Regions from separate parts of the Homo sapiens genome. Here region 1 is linked to region 2. Evidence: read pairs that join two places in POLR2A ChIA-PET (ENCODE). Cell type or tissue: PC-3. All regions are shown on one strand. Each heading gives the region's core, and the rest is flanking DNA. Links, peaks and the distances in the headings are about the cores only.

Evidence for each region. Peaks named below come from ENCODE experiments on the same cell type or tissue, not always from the same donor. Only the 100,000 strongest peaks of a DNase experiment are listed, where the experiment ranks them.
Region 1: POLR2A ChIA-PET joins it to region 2 with 6 read pairs; 5 of 35 experiments call an interaction of 5 or more read pairs at or near these places.

What each region holds. Positions count from the first base shown.
Region 1 is chr4:73,678,704-73,681,627 of GRCh38, reverse strand. No RefSeq gene overlaps it. Among named protein-coding and RNA genes, the nearest start is that of UMLILO, 30 kb to the left of the region's middle. In PC-3, for the core only: no CTCF peak of the experiment used is centred there; a DNase peak (open chromatin) is centred at 1,537; H3K27ac peaks cover 2,500 bases.
Region 2 is chr4:73,733,609-73,736,465 of GRCh38, reverse strand. No RefSeq gene overlaps it. Among named protein-coding and RNA genes, the nearest start is that of CXCL8, 5.5 kb to the left of the region's middle. In PC-3, for the core only: no CTCF peak of the experiment used is centred there; DNase peaks (open chromatin) are centred at 1,075 and 1,525; H3K4me3 peaks cover 405 bases; H3K27ac peaks cover 2,500 bases.

The DNA.
Region 1 (2,924 bases), core at 188-2,687, 55 kb after region 2:
TGCTTTATAGTAGATCCCTTGAAATTTATTTTTTCTATCCTGCTGTAAGTATGTATCCTTTGGCCAACATCTCCCCCTACCCCCACCACCCCCAGGCTCTGGTAACCACCACTCCACTCTGCATCTATGTGATCAAATTTTCAAGATTCCACATATAAGTGAGATGATGCAGTATTTGTCTTTCCGTGCCTGGCTTATTTCACTTAACAGTTCATCCATGTAGTCACCAAGGCTGGATTTCATTCTTCTTTATGGCTGAATAGTATTCCGTTGTGTATATATACCACATTTTCTGTATTCATTCATCCATTGATGGACACTTAGTTTCCACCTAGGTTTCTACCAATACCCTCTTTGGTGTATTCTATACCAACCCTGGCTAGTCCCACAGCACTGCCACCAGATATTACTACTTAAGTGGAAATGAGAGCCCATTTCCTTCTATTAACATGCCATTAATACACAGAGAGTCGCTGCAGAGCATTTGCACATTTGCTGTTCCCTTTGCTTGGAATGTTTTTCACCCAGATATATATATGCATGCTCTCTCTCTCACTTCCTTCAAGTCTGAGCTCAAATATTGAATGAGAGGCCTACCTCCCTCCTTTTAAGATAAGCATTCTCCTATGAATGTGTATTTCTTCCTCAGCTATATTTTTTTCACAGCCCTGGTAACTCCCAACATATATACTTATCCAAATATATTCATTTGTTTTTATTTTTTGCTTGTGTCTGTGACTAGAATGCAAGCTCTAGAAGAGCAGAGACATTTATTTGTCCATTGTTGTATCCCAGATCCTATAATACTGCTGGCATATAGTAGGTGTCTAAAAAACACACACCTGTCTAATTTGTTGAATGCATTAATTAAATACATCCAATACATTTGATCATCCTTTAAAACAAGCTAAAACACTGGGCAGGTGGAAAAATAGTCAAGGTCATTTCTGCCACCTGGTTTTTCCTCTGCTATCCCTTCCAAAGGCTTGAAAATGGCTTCATCTCAAAAAACAATTACAGATCATGGACAATGTAAAAGCATATTTGTTCCTTATTTTCTGGAGATGACTATAAACCTGTAATTTTCCTAGAAGGAACATTTATAAGGTGTGTTTTAAATCTTTAATTGTTCTGATAGTGAAGCAGTGGCTAAAGTTTAGGGATAGAGGCTCGATGAGGAGGTAGCTGATATATATAATGACCTGCATCTCTCCATCCCTCCTTTATAAAAAATTCCAACCTTGGTTTTGTCAGTCTAGCTTAACTGGTCAAGTTCAGGAAGCTTGATAAAACTTTCAAAATATGAATAAATCTAACAGTTATTTAGATATTCTTCTCTTCCTCAAGCTCTGCTGGAGGTCACAAGAAATGTGCAGTGTAATTTCTTAGCTTGAGAGATCCCAAAGAGAATAAAACGAGAAGAGGAAGAAGATCATGTTGACTTGATCCTTCCCTCTTGGGTTTGGATGCAAGTGACTAACATTCTGGGAGCATTCCCAAGTTTTAGTCTCCTGAATGATCCTTGATAGAATACCCCCTCAGAGGAGATTTGCAAGGTATTTTATTGAGTTCCTGCTTGAGTCAGAAAGTATGTTCTGTTCAGGCGACTTGAAATCATTATTTCCATTTCCACGCCTAGTTTCTAGATAGCCTGGTGAACTCATCTGCCTGAATGTTCCATTCACATCTTGATAATTCCTTAGTCCCTGCATTAAACTACAGGGGGTCATGGGGCTGCATATACTCTTTGCGTGTATATATTAAATAATACTGGGCCAAGCAAAATAATTTATCTGCTTCATCCAGGAAATACCCTTTCCTGAAATTTAAGGCTGTGAGCCAGACAGCTTATTTATGAAGACTAAATAATTTCTCATCCAGACTTGCTTCAAGACTTTTGCTTCACTGTCCTCACTCATCTCTACTACCCTCCTTGCAGAACCTGCCTTAAAATCACTTAGCCCAGGTCCTGAAATGCTATAAACTCCTTGCCTGAATTTAGCATTTTGAGATATCACTAAAAATGGATAGTGCTTTAATAAACTTAACATTGTATGATCAATAGGAATGAATAGCCAACAGCCAAAGTGCAGTTTTAATCTGACCTCATTATTTCCTCTCCGAACTTACTCTTTCTCCTTTGATGACATTAGAATCCAACCAACAGAGTCCATGAAACAGAATTATTCTTCACTACTCCCTCTGACCTTCAATAACTAACCAATCCTGAAGTTCTACTAATTTTGTCAACTTTTCACTTTCAATATATTCCTGCTGTCTTCCCACTCTTTTTCATCCCCACTCCCCCACCCCCCGAATACTCTATGTAATCAACTCCACTTATGGCTGGTATAGTTGCAGGCTGGCATCATGTATGCTGCCTAAATCCTATTAAAAGAAAAACTTCAACCAATTTTTTTTTTCGGCAGTCTCGCTCTGTTTCCCAGGAGGGAATGCGGTGGTGCCATCTTGGCTCACTGCAACCTCCGCCTCCTGGGTTCAAGCGATTCTTCTGCCTCAGCCTCCCGAGGAGCTGAGACTACAGGCGCCCACCACCACACCTGTCTAATTTTTGTATTTTTAGTAGAGAGAGGGTTTCACCAGGTTGATCAGGCTGGTCTCGAACTCCTGACCACAGGTGGTCCACCCACCTTGGCCTCCCAAAGTGCTGGGATTATAGGTGTGAGCCACTGCCCCCGGGTGCCTAATCAAATTTCAAGGAGTTTAATTGAGCAATGAACGATTCACGAATTGGGCAGCCCCCAGAATCACAGCAGATTCAGAGAGACTCCAGCACAGGCACATGGTGGGAGATTTATGGACAGCAAAAGGAAAGTGAGGTACAGAAAAAGGAGGTGAAGTAGAGAAACAAGTGGATTGGATAAAGTTCTCCAGTTGCCTTATTTGACCAGGATTTGAGTAGT
Region 2 (2,857 bases), core at 1-2,500:
CTGACTGTCTCTCAGTTACCTCATCTGTAAAAATGAGAATAACACAGTTCCAAAGGATCACCATGAGAATTAAATGAGGAAACATAATGAAAATGCCCAGAATGGCACCTGGCACATTGGAGGTACTCAGTAAATGTCTGCATCTTTTTCCTCTAGACTATCACTTCAGTCACCCTTATCTTTTCCTGGAGTTAGAGCACCACATTTCTTTTTAAAAGCTTACCACTCAAAAAGTAAAGCTGTATTAACACAATAGATCTCTTAAAGCTTATGTCTAGATGCTTTATTTTCTTCCACTATATAAGCTTTCTTTTTTAATGCCTAACAATTCCATTTGCATTCACATGTAAAAAAATGTACTATAACCATTAATATGAATGCCATTTCTAATACTATCCAAATCGGTGGAGTTTGGAGTTTGAAGTTTGAAGTTTAGGTTTAGGGGAAGACACCAGTTGTGTAAACAGGCATTTATTAAGGACTTAGAAAGGCTAAGATCAGCCAATCTTCAATATGAAAAAAAAAAGTAAATATTTACTTGTAGCTATTTCTTTTCTTTGTTAAATTTATTAAAAAAAAAAAAGGGCTCACTGTGGTGGCTATGCCTGTAATTTGGAAGGCCAATTCAGGTGGAGCACTTGAGCCCAGGAGTTCAAGACTAGCCTGGGCAACATGATGAAACTCTGTCTCTACAAAAATATACAAATATTAGCCGGGCGTGGTGGTGCATGCCTGTAGTCCCAGCTACTCAGGAGGCTGAGGTGGGAAGATCACTTGAGCCAGGGAGGTCGAGGCTGCAGGGAGCTGTTATCATGCCACTGTACTCCAGCCTGGGTGACAGAGAGCCTGTCGCAAGAAAAAAAAAAAAAAGTAAAACAAAATTATGTGTAGACCTAATTTCTTTATTAGATTTATTCTAAAACACTTAGGCATTATTTACTCCAATGTTTACAAAAAAAATGTATCTTTGACATGGCAGTGATCACGTTACATGTTACTAGTATTTCTTTCCAAAAAAATAGGAAATGAGATCACTTGGCAAAAAGGGAAGTTGCTATGTTAGAAATGACTGAACTGATGCGTGCATTTAATTGTGTCTTGTGGTAAACAAGACTCACACCAAGCAATAAGTCAAATGACTAAGGGAAAAAAAGAAAAGTTTTCATGCTGATTCAAAGGTGGTTATGATTCTGTAGTGATATGTAGTGATGTTTTTCTTATTTTCTCAAAAGTTTCTTTATTATTTTGATCTATTATTTTTATAAATAGATGTAAAATTTTTAAAAGCTCAGTTGAGATAAAACTCTTAGCAACTTGAAGAAAGTGACTTAGGGAAAAAAAGCAGTTACTATGCTATAATTTCTATATTTTGTTTCTCACAACTCTCCTAAAACTTTTATTTTTAAAGTTTTTGTTTCACAATATGAGCTTCATCTTAACTGCATCTTTCTCCTCACTTTGGCCTTGGGGTGACTGAAGTATTTAAGACAAAGTTTAACCCACATAGACATTCCACATTGATGGATTCCATTGAAATGATGAGCTCTCCACCCATTTGTGTAACCATTTATTGATATTTGTCTCACCCACTTGACTGGAAATTCCACAAAATCAGAGACTACAACTGCTTTATTTAGACTGTGTTCCAGCTTCCAGATTAGTGCCTGCATGTAACAATGTTCTACAAACATTTCTTGAATGAAAGCAGAAATTTCCCAGTTCTTGCAACCTATCCAAACAAGAACAATGTCAACGAAAGAAAACGAAAATGCTTATCTTTGTTTTTGTTCTCCCTTGGGGACAATTATTTTATTTCCATGAACAGAGAAGAACTTAGCATGGAAAATACAGTTTTAGTTAGTGCTCTAATTTAGCAGTGGTGGATAGATAAAGCAGTAAACTGTGCAGCCAAACAGCAGTTTCATTCCACTGGTGAATTAACCATCCGATATCTTCTAGGCTCCTTGAAGGCAAGGGTAAGAAATAACAGGTTAGGATACAGTGGCATAAAGGATGGTGAGCAGCATGCGGGAAGTCCTGGCAACTGAAGTCCACCACTGGGGGAGAGGCTCTGCTGCTTGCTCTTTCCCATCAACTGCATTTCACAGAACTGTGGAGACTCCAAGGGACCACACACTGTTTCTGGAGGCCAGAGAGTGAATATAAATGGTGTTCTATAGGTTTTGTCTAATTAACGTTGACTGTGCTAAGACTAAAACAGTTTAGCTTCCATTTTAAGTATTATCTCAGTGGTTCTTAACCTTTCTTACTTTAACCATTTAAGTCTTTGAAAATATAATGAAAGTTTTATACCTTCTGCTCAGCCTCAAGGATGAATGCTGGCATGAAGTTTCAGGGAGTTTACTGAACTCCCTTATAAACCCCTAAGGGCTAAAATCAGTAAAGGGTAAGTTGGAGGTATTACATTTGACAATAATGAGCTAATCCTATGTGTACTACCTTTAAGTCAAATCAATTGAAAGAGAAGTGGCATTTTCTGAATGGTGCCTGCTCTTTCTGGATATGTCCTGGACAGAATTCAGAAAACGTTTTTTGAAGTTTTCAAAAGAGAAAGTGGAGATGGATAAGGAGCAGAATGAGGAGGAAGAGAACACTCATGGTATATAAAGGCAAGATTTGAGTGACCTTTCATATTCTTGTGACCTATAAGAGTAAGACCCAAATCCATCTAGAAAAAGATCAAAACTGAGTACTACTTTCAACTGAGGTAGCCTCCTTCACAAATCTACTGAAAAGCAGTGTCAATGGCAAAAGGAGGCTGAAGAGAAGGGTTACATTTTAGTTCTTCCATAATTCTCTTCATTTCCCCAAAATAGATATATTCAAGAAAAGCTAC